Linked DNA regions of Homo sapiens: all the other regions are linked to region 3. Evidence: chromatin contacts called from ENCODE Hi-C or POLR2A ChIA-PET data. All regions are on one chromosome and are shown on one strand. Each heading gives the region's core, a stretch centred on a gene start or an enhancer-like site at or near the end of the contact. The rest is flanking DNA. Distances are from core to core; before and after follow the strand shown.

Region 1 (2,880 bases), core at 1-2,500, 840 kb before region 3:
TATTGAATCATACTACATTTTAATGAAAACACCGCTGCCAAACCTAAATATTGAAGCACCAAGTTTTCCAAGCCAGGGGGTGTAGGGGGTGGGAAAAGACGACAGAGGATCTGATCTATCAACCAAAGAGATGGACAAACCATTCTGATGAGGCATAGAACTCCAGAATCTTTATTTAAATTCCCCAAATTTCAAATAGCAATAGCTGGAGAAAAAGTGAAGTGTGTACTTTTGACTACTTCAGTCAACAACATCCCTATTTCCTTCCAAGGCCAGTTACTATCCCGCCCCGAAAGATGTTTCCAATTGATCTTCCCAGGAATGAAGTTACCAGCCTCGATGCAGCTGTGCACAAGGCGGAAAGTAAAGAGGGGCGGGGGGCCGCTGGAGCGAAAGAGAAAAAGAAATGAAACTCGACACCGGATGACTAGCGAGCTAGGGGAGAGGAAGAAACGCGGACGGCCGCGTGTGCCCTACAGGAGATCAAAGTCTGGGGGAAGAGGTGCAACCTCACCGGGCCTTGGTAAGCACTGAATTACTGTACTTTCATTTTCCAACTTCCTGTCACTACAGAAAATGAGAATTGCTCCCCTCCTCCCCATCCACGCCGAAAAAATCGCCGCCACCTTTCGCCCACGAGACTTCGGGGGACCAAGAGGCGACGAGAGCTGAGCGGTGCGCTGCGGCGTCCACCTGTGCGCCGCGGTGCCCGGCGGGCCGGGGGCGGACCCAAGGGGAGCGCGCGCGCCCGGCCCCGGCCCCCGCCCCCACTTCCTGTTGTGCCGCGCGCCCCTCGGCCCCCGCCCCCGCTCCCGGCCGGTGGGGCTGTGGCCGCGAGATCCCGAGGGGGCGCGCGGGGCTGACCGCTCACCGACGCCGCGCGCGGGGCTCCCCCTCGGTCTCCGCCTCGAACACGATGCGCCTCTCCGCCCTCAGCCTCCTCCTCACGCTGGAAACTCGAGGACGGCGCGGCAGCCGCTGCGACCCCCGCGGCGGAGCCGTAGAAGGCGGCGGCGGCCAAGCCGAGCCCGCCGGGTGCCCGCAGCCGCCCGCATCTCCCGCCGCCGCGGCTCCTGGCGCCCCGCCCTCCCCGCCCCCGCACGCGGCAGCGGCGGCGCGGGTCTTGGGGCCGCTACACGCCGGGCGCGCGCGTTCGGGGCGTTCCTTGCAGCGGCGGGGCCTGCCAGGCCCTCCGCGGCCGCCGCCACTCTCAAACCCCCCGACTGCTCCTGGGTCCCTCCCAGACGCCGTAGTCGCTACACGTCACTTCCGGGGGAGGGGCTGCGACCCTAAGGGGTGTCGTGAGCCGCGTCTGCCAGCAAACCCGGGTTTGGTGTGGCCGGGGGATGTAGCTCGGGCGCCTCCTGGAGTCGTCTCGCCGCTCTCCGTCGCGTTCGGTGCGGTTGCTTCCAGGTCCCTGAGGCGCCCGTCCGGAACCCGCCAGGACCCAAGCTGCCGCCTGGGCCGGGACCTCGGACTCCTCAAAGGCGCGCCACTTTCTCCTCGGTTGGAGGGAAGAGGTGGCGCTCGCAGAGCAACCTGCGGGGGACCACTTCTGTTGGTGCTAAGCTTTGGGGAGAGTCTCCTCCCTCCTGTGTCCCTCGTCCTCCTTACCACTCGCTGTTAGAAGTTGGGGCCGTCACAGCTTTCTCATCGAAGTGCCAGATCCCAGGACACTACAAACGCTTGATAAATACTAAATTAGCACTGTGGCTTTCTAGCCTGGGGACTGACAAATGGAAGCGCTGGAGTCGTGGGAAAAGCTTGCCCTGACGATGGAGGCAGCGACCAGAAATCCATTCGTGGCTCTACCCCTCACTAACTCACCAATTTTAAGCAACCTTAACCTCTCTAAAACAGTCATCATTTATAAGGTGGAGAGAACCCAATCTTAGAGTTGTTGTAATGATTAAAGAAAATAAGGTGCATGAAACACCTAGCAAGAGTTTCTAGCTTAGAGGTTCTCATTAAGTAAAATTCTTAAGGAATCAGGTCACACTTGATACAAGAGGCTACTTGAGCAGTTTAGCACCAGAAGGAATGTAAAGTCATAAATTAGGACAGCTGAACAAAACCTCCAAGAAATAAATTAGGTGTTTGTTTAACAAGAAACCAAAGAGAGGTCAGTGTCTGAGTTACTGGTTATTCGAGGCCATTTACTAGCTGTGTGACCTGTAGTGAGTTGCTTAACCTTTCTGGACCTCAGTTTCCTCATGTAAAATGACGATAATGAGCAGCATTGCTGAGAGGATTAAATGAAGTATAGAGCATAATGTACTTAGTGCATTACCTAGCACATAGTAGATACCCAGTAAATCGTGGTGTCATTTATTTTTGCCCCCACAATTGAATGTATAGTTAATTGAACTCACTGAGTGAAATGTGATTCTGTCATCCTTTTGTAGGCTTTTGGAAGAGAATCATCACTTCCTTGATTTCCAGCCTCCTCTTCCATAATACAGAGTAATTATAATCCACAAAGGTAGCTATTCCTGTAAAAACAACTCTACCAAAAGATGTTACCTTTCCAAAATTAGTTTTACCAAAGCATGCAAACATATTAAGACATGTTTTATAAGGAACATGCAGTATCTGAAAAGCACTAGCAGTCTTGGCCCCTAACATAAAATTTTCCTTGCAACAAGTTCCATCTTGGAAACCAAGAAAAAAAAAAGTATTAAGGTAGGCTGTTTAGGATACACCTATTGGAAACATTTGTTTATAAAAAGATTTCATTTTAAAGCCCCCTACCAAGAACAGTTAAGGGTTGTGGAGATCTGCACACTACGCTGCTCTGTTCAAACTGGCAGTAAACATCTGATTCGGCCTTAGGGCCAGTAGTTGTGTCATATCCCTTTTAGACTGAGCTTACGGCATTGT
Region 2 (2,872 bases), core at 98-2,597, 810 kb before region 3:
GCCCAGGTTCCGGAAAGCCAAGCGGGCCCGGCATGGACAGCAGTGGGGCGACAAGGAGGGGGCCGACAGCCCTTCTGCTGGCTCGGTGGGGCCCAGCGCTGCCTCCTCAGCCACCAGCAGTGTGGCTGCTACGCAGGTGAGGAAGATGAGGGTGAGCAGGCCAAAGAGGCACTCCTCCTGGGTGCCCAGGTAGGGGGCCAGGGCACTGGTGTCCCAGTCAATGGCAGGCAGGAGGTAGCCCAGGCAGCCCCCAAGACTGATCATGAAGGCATAGACAGAGTAGGCCTGGCGACAGTGGTCCGGGTCCCGGAAGAGGTCAGAGAGCAGGGCCTCCAGTGGAGTGAAGCACACCTGGCCACAGAAGTCCAGCAGCCCCACGCCCAGGATGAGCAGTGCCAGCTCCAGGGGCCTGGGATCCGGGCACAGCAGCCCTGCTAGCCAGCCGGCCCTTGGGATGAGAAAGAGGCTCAGCAGGATGCCCAAGGACAGTGCCCAGATGAAGGGCCGGCGGCGGCCATAGCGTCCACGCCAGTGGTCACTGGCTGAGCCTAGGAGCGGGACACAGACCAGGCCCAGCACTGGACCAATGCCTGCAAGAAGGGAAGTAGTATGAGTCAATGGCTGGGACAAGTAAAGGGCAAGGGGAAGGGGAACCAAGCTCCGTGAGAAGGATGGAAATAACATTCCGTACTCGACACTGTGCTACGTCTTCACAGGGATGCTGTAATTTACTCCTCATAACACAGGCATTACAGATGCCCCCATTTTCAGATGGACAAACTGAGGCATGGAGCAACTAAGAAGTGATACTTATTCAAAGGCGCAGACCTAGGGAGGGTAAGAGGCAGCGTTTCAACAAGCAGTGTGACTCCAGAGCCTGCAATCCTCACAGGGGCCCCTCTTCCTGGGGGTGAGGGGTTGTCACACAATGGTTACTACTTGCCTTCTGTGGCTTTTGTAGAATTTATCTGCAGAGTCAGGAGTCCACCCCTTGTCCTAGGGGTAGGAGCAAGCTCCGGCTGGGAGACCTTGATGGAGTCCCAGCTCTACTGTTCAGCTGCTATTTGGCTTTGGCTAAGACTTACCTAACCTCTTAAAAGCCTCTGCTTCCTTCTCTGTAAAATGGATCACCTCAAATGGTGGTTGTAAGCATTAAATGAGATAATCGCTATAAATTATAAAAGGGCTAGCCAAAGGTTAGGAGCATTTCTCCAGTGTCTCCTATGAGCCAGGCTCTGTGCAGGACCAGGGATCCAGAGGTGACTGGGGTATGTCCTTGGTATTCTCTTCTTTCTCTTGGTGTGCCCCCTCAGCCCAGGGTCACCCTCCTGCCCAGCAATGCCTTCCCAGCAGACCACCTCTCCCTCCAAGCAGCTCCCAGGGCAGAGGTACTCCTGTCCCACATGCCAGGTGGCATGTATCTGGAACAGGAAGGAAGGAGGATGTAGTGACTCACCCAGCACCATGGTCATGAACTTCTCCTCTACCCCCACTTCCAGCAGCAGAGGCGGCACATAGGTGATGCCTGCGGCCAAACACACCTCCAGGCCAAAGGTTAGCAGGTTGACCAGCAAGAGCTGGGCTTTCCGGTGCCGCAGCAGGCGGCTCACCCACAGCCTCTGGACCATAGTGGGCCAGGCGGGTAGGGCTCAGGGGGCCGTTCAGGCACTCCAGAACTGCTTCGTCTCGGCTCTGCTCCAGAAGCTGCGGCCTCTCCTCCTTGCTGCCGCCAACTGCCTAGGAATCAGCCAGGCGCCCATTTCTGCCAGCCCTTTGGTGCCGGTCCAGCTTCTCAGCCCATGCTCAACACCTGCTGCTGTGGGGCACCTCAGTGGGGACACGTCTCATCACTCAGATCCTAGAAGGGCGGGGCAATCACAAGCACACGGGGTGTTAAGTCCTGGGAGCCAGGTCTCCACGATTTGCTCTAAATTGTCTGGATCCTGATCATTCACAGGCTGGCGACTGGCCCTGTCACCGAGGTGCCACCCCCTTCTGCCCAGTCAGGAAATGCATGTTAATATTAGCCTACGGCTGACATAATTAATAAGGTAAATATGATTTTTTAAACCTCAGCACACTCCAGAGCCAAACAGATGTTGGTTATTCTCTGTTTTGAAAAATCTACAATTTCCCTTCCCTGTTAGTATTGGGGAGCGGGAGGGAGCAATCAAACCAACTGAATTTTTAGTTGCCCAGCTATCAAGGTGCCCCTGGAGACCCTCTGCCAGGCCTGGTTTGTTTGCTTTTGTCTTTCTACTCCCCAAACCTGGGGTGTTCAATTCCCCTTTGTTAAGAGTAACACTTCCTATTCTGCATTGCTTGGCCATGAGCCACACTGCACCACAACCCCTAACCCCAAAGACCAGGATGAAGGGGAAAGGGAGGAGAGGCTGTTTTGTTGGGTTGGGTTTTAACTTACAGAAGGCTCCCTGGGGTGAGCCTAGGCCTGAAAATCTCTCCCTTGAGTTTCTCCCTGAGTTCAACGTTCAAGGGGAAGAAACAATCCCTCACATGGCCGTCCAACTGTCATGGGAGAGTGGAGCCGTCCCCAGGTTCTAGCTCACAGGGGCATGAAACCACACCACCTGGCAATACCTGTAATGATACCAGTGACTCCCCCAAGCTGACAGGATGCCCAGCCACTTCCAGGGCAGCCTTTCTGTGCTCTTAAATGGCAGAGAAAGGAATTTTTCGGTGCTCTTTTCAATTTTCAGCAGAGAAGTCCCACACCCCTTCCTGCTAGCCCTGCCTCCTGTGCAGAAAGAACCATCCTGTACCTCCCCCGCCAAGCAAGCGGTCTCCAAGTCTTGCTTCCCGACAATACAGCCATTGCAGTATCTAAGCCTCTGCTTAGAAGTGACTATGAAAA
Region 3 (2,883 bases), core at 298-2,797:
AGTTCTCCCATGTGCCAGGCAGGCAGAAACCTGGGAAGACTAGGCTGGGTGCAGTGGCTCACGCCTGTAATCCCGGCACTTTGGGAGACTGAGGCAGGTGGATCAGGAGGTTGGGAGATCTAGACCAACCTGCTCAATCCACCTCACCAACCACACAGTGAAACCCCATCTCTACTAAAAATACAAAAAATTAGCCACTGGCTCACGCCTGTAATCCCGGCACTTTGGGAGGCTGAGGCAGGTGGATCAGGAGGTTGGGAGATCAAGTCCAACCTGTTCAATCCACCTCACCAACCACACAGTGAAACCCCATCTCTACTAAAAATACAAAAAGTTAGCCGGGCATGGTGGTGCATGCCTGTAGTCCCAGATACTTGGGAGGCTGAGGCAGAAGAATCACTTGAACCCAGGAGGTGGAGGTTGCAGTGAGCTAACATCATGCCACTGCACTCCAGCCTGGGTGACAGAGTGAGACTCCATCTCAAAAAAAAAAAGCAAGCTGGGAAGACTGGGTGGAACATGAGGATCTCAGGCACTCAGGCACATTCCTCCTGGTCCTGATGTGAGAAGTTGCAGCAACTCCTCCAGCTGGAGGTGTTATGGGGAGTTCTCTTTATCTGAGCACTAGGCAGTTCTCAGCTCTGCTCCTGTTCTAGTGTCACTGTGGGAGGGGTGGGGCTGGCGGAGGAAACCACCAGGTGTGGCCATGGGAAAGTCCCTCCAACATTCTATAGAAACATGGAATTTCCTGGTTTTAACCATTTCATATCCAACTGCCATCTCTGAGCTGACCAGAGCAGGACAGACCCCTCCAGCCTCCTAGGACATTTGATGTGGGGCATCGAGTCCTGGCTGGGAAGTTGGCACCTGGGTGCCAGCCCCAGCAGTCTCTGAAGAGCATGGGTAAATTACTGAAGTGTGTGGGCCTCCATGCCTTCAATGCCTTTCTGTAAAATGCTTTCCAAGCTCCCAAACAATTCCAAATATATCCATGTCATCCAATCAACCCACAGAGTAGCTGTTACTCTGCGGGTGAGTGAGCTGGCTGGGAGGGGCTGCATGCTGTGTGCTCAGGTCACACTGGAAGGCATCAGCTGGGTCCCCGCGCTTGCTCTCGGACCTCTGCAGGCCTCCTGGGAAGGTGACTCAGATCCAACTTCTAGGACTGGATCGGCATAGCTCCCACACTTCCTTGGGGTTCCTGGGTGTGGGAGCATGGACTTCCCAGGCAGCTTTCCACTTAGTTAACTTGCCCAACCTGCTCTGTTGACTCTGGGAAGAGCCCTGAACTTCCCTGCTCCAGTGAACTGTGGGAGATGCCAAAACAGCACCCAGCTGCCCATCAAGATTACCAGAAGGGCCCCAGTTCCTGGCTTCTCTGTGGCTCACACTCTGGTCCTATTGCCTACCCTTGGGAACTCAGAGCATCCTCTTTCTCTTTTCTGCTGAGCTGGTGGCTGCACCGAGTTGCCTCTGTCTCTTTAAGAGAGAAAGAGAGAGCGAGAGACGGAAATCAGGAAGTGCGAGAGAGCTGAGAGCCAGGACTCAGTGCTGAGCTTGGTGTCCCACCGCCACAAGGAGGCAGGGAAGAAACCCACTAGTCCCAGCTCCTGGGGTGGCACAGACATTGCAACTGGCCCTGCCTGTGGGTCCTAGGGGCCCTTGGCTACCAGGAGGCTAAGAACACTGCTCATGAATGACAGTGAGCCCTGAAAGCTCTGGGGGTGTCACCCAGTCCCACAAGCCTGCATCCCCTGCAGTGGAGATGGGGTGAGTGTGCAGCGTGCGGAGGGGGGTGGGGGTGGAATGAGGGGCCAGACAAGGGGCAGCTGCAGGGCAGCTCAGCCGGGTGCAGGGGTGTGGGCTTGTTGGCAGCGGTGCTCTCACATAGAGCGTTGTGTGTGGCATGGAGGTGAGCCACCACGGGCCAACCACAAGCCCTCCCTGGGCTCTGCTTACCAACACCCAAAGCCAGCGATCAGCACCCAGCGCCTGCCCTCACCTTTCCCGGGGTCTTTCTCCCTGGCCGGAGTCTCAGGAGTAGGAGACGCTGGGAAAGGCTCCCTGAACAGTTTGGGAATAGAGCTGGAAACCCCCAGCCCAGCCCTGTGGGGGAAGGTGACAAACAGGAAAGGGTTAAAGGGCTAGGGCCGGCGGCCTTTGATGGAGGCTGAGAAGCAACTGCACTGAGGGGCGCCTCTCATCCGCCCTCCTCTTTCCGGTGTAGCTCAGCTCCTGGACGTGCCACAGACAGAAAGCATAACATACACTCGCCAGGAAGAGCCTTTGCCTGACTCAGGGCAGCTCAGAGTGTGGGGTAAGTGCACTTGGCCACAGCAGAGCCCTGAGGAGGGAGGGGAGGGGAGAGGTGGGTGGGTGGTGTCTCACATGCTTCACTGTCCACTGCTCATTCATCCAACCACTGGCTGAGGGCCACTGAGCCCTTCTTTGCACCAGGTGCTTGGGGTGGTGGGGGGAGGATCTGCAGAGCGTGCAGAGTTAAGCCAGATGTGCCACAACCAGAGCTCCCGGGCACAGAATCCAGGGGCACACCGCTTGTCTGGGGGTCTGCGCTTTGCACCTCACTGCCTATTATCCCAGAGTCCTGAGCTGTTCCTTGCCCCAGTATCAGAGCCCTTGGCCTTGATTTCAGCCTGCTGTGCTCCAACCCCAGCCCCAGCCCCCAGACCTGCTGGCTGCCTCCAGCCTCAGCGGGGAAAACCAGACCCACTCATTCATGCTGAGCTACTGTGTTGTCTTCAGGAAGCCTCTCAGTACCTCAGTTGCTTCTGTGTAATGTCCGCTCCTACCTGATCTGAAACTAGGAGTTGACCACCGATCTCTTCAAGGGGCCTCTGGCTCAATGAAATGACATTATCAAGG

What was found. A loop is a pair of places that touch in the nucleus more often than their neighbours do. ChIA-PET counts read pairs that join two places held with the same protein, here RNA polymerase II (POLR2A). Pooled maps may share reads with other maps.
Region 1: a loop to region 3 is called in a pooled map, with 6 times the contacts of the local background. The contact joins the promoter of ELK4 here to the promoter of IKBKE in region 3. A Hi-C loop is called at or near these places in 6 of 50 pooled maps. POLR2A ChIA-PET finds 5 or more read pairs at or near these places in 3 of 52 experiments (MCF 10A, PC-3 and activated CD4-positive, alpha-beta T cell).
Region 2: a map of OCI-LY7 shows a loop between it and region 3 (7-fold over the local background). The contact joins the enhancer-like site here to the promoter of IKBKE in region 3. A Hi-C loop is called at or near these places in 1 of 168 maps with a recorded cell type or tissue (OCI-LY7) and 2 of 50 pooled maps. POLR2A ChIA-PET finds 5 or more read pairs at or near these places in 1 of 52 experiments (GM12878).

Annotation. Positions count from the first base shown.
Region 1 is chr1:205,630,761-205,633,640 of GRCh38, forward strand. ELK4 (ETS transcription factor ELK4) reads right to left here and starts at 1,251. Exons shown (of 5, transcript NM_001973.4): 1 at 872-1,251. RefSeq lists enhancers at 299-718, 1,329-1,638 and silencers at 729-918, 1,009-1,158.
Region 2 is chr1:205,663,029-205,665,900 of GRCh38, forward strand. SLC45A3 (solute carrier family 45 member 3) reads right to left here. Exons shown (of 5, transcript NM_033102.3): 2 at 1,457-1,858; 3 at 1-590. The coding sequence starts at 1,628. Among named protein-coding and RNA genes, the nearest start is that of SLC45A3, 16 kb to the right of the region's middle. RefSeq lists enhancers at 1-67, 977-2,176. Within about 2 kb of position 1,348, at least 13 of the 41 ENCODE cell types and tissues checked have a DNase peak (open chromatin) inside an H3K27ac peak, as active enhancers do; they include GM12878 and OCI-LY7, where a contact is called at or near this core.
Region 3 is chr1:206,468,929-206,471,811 of GRCh38, forward strand. IKBKE (inhibitor of nuclear factor kappa B kinase subunit epsilon) reads left to right here and starts at 1,548. Exons shown (of 22, transcript NM_014002.4): 1 at 1,548-1,770; 2 at 2,228-2,317. RefSeq lists enhancers at 458-1,095, 615-924.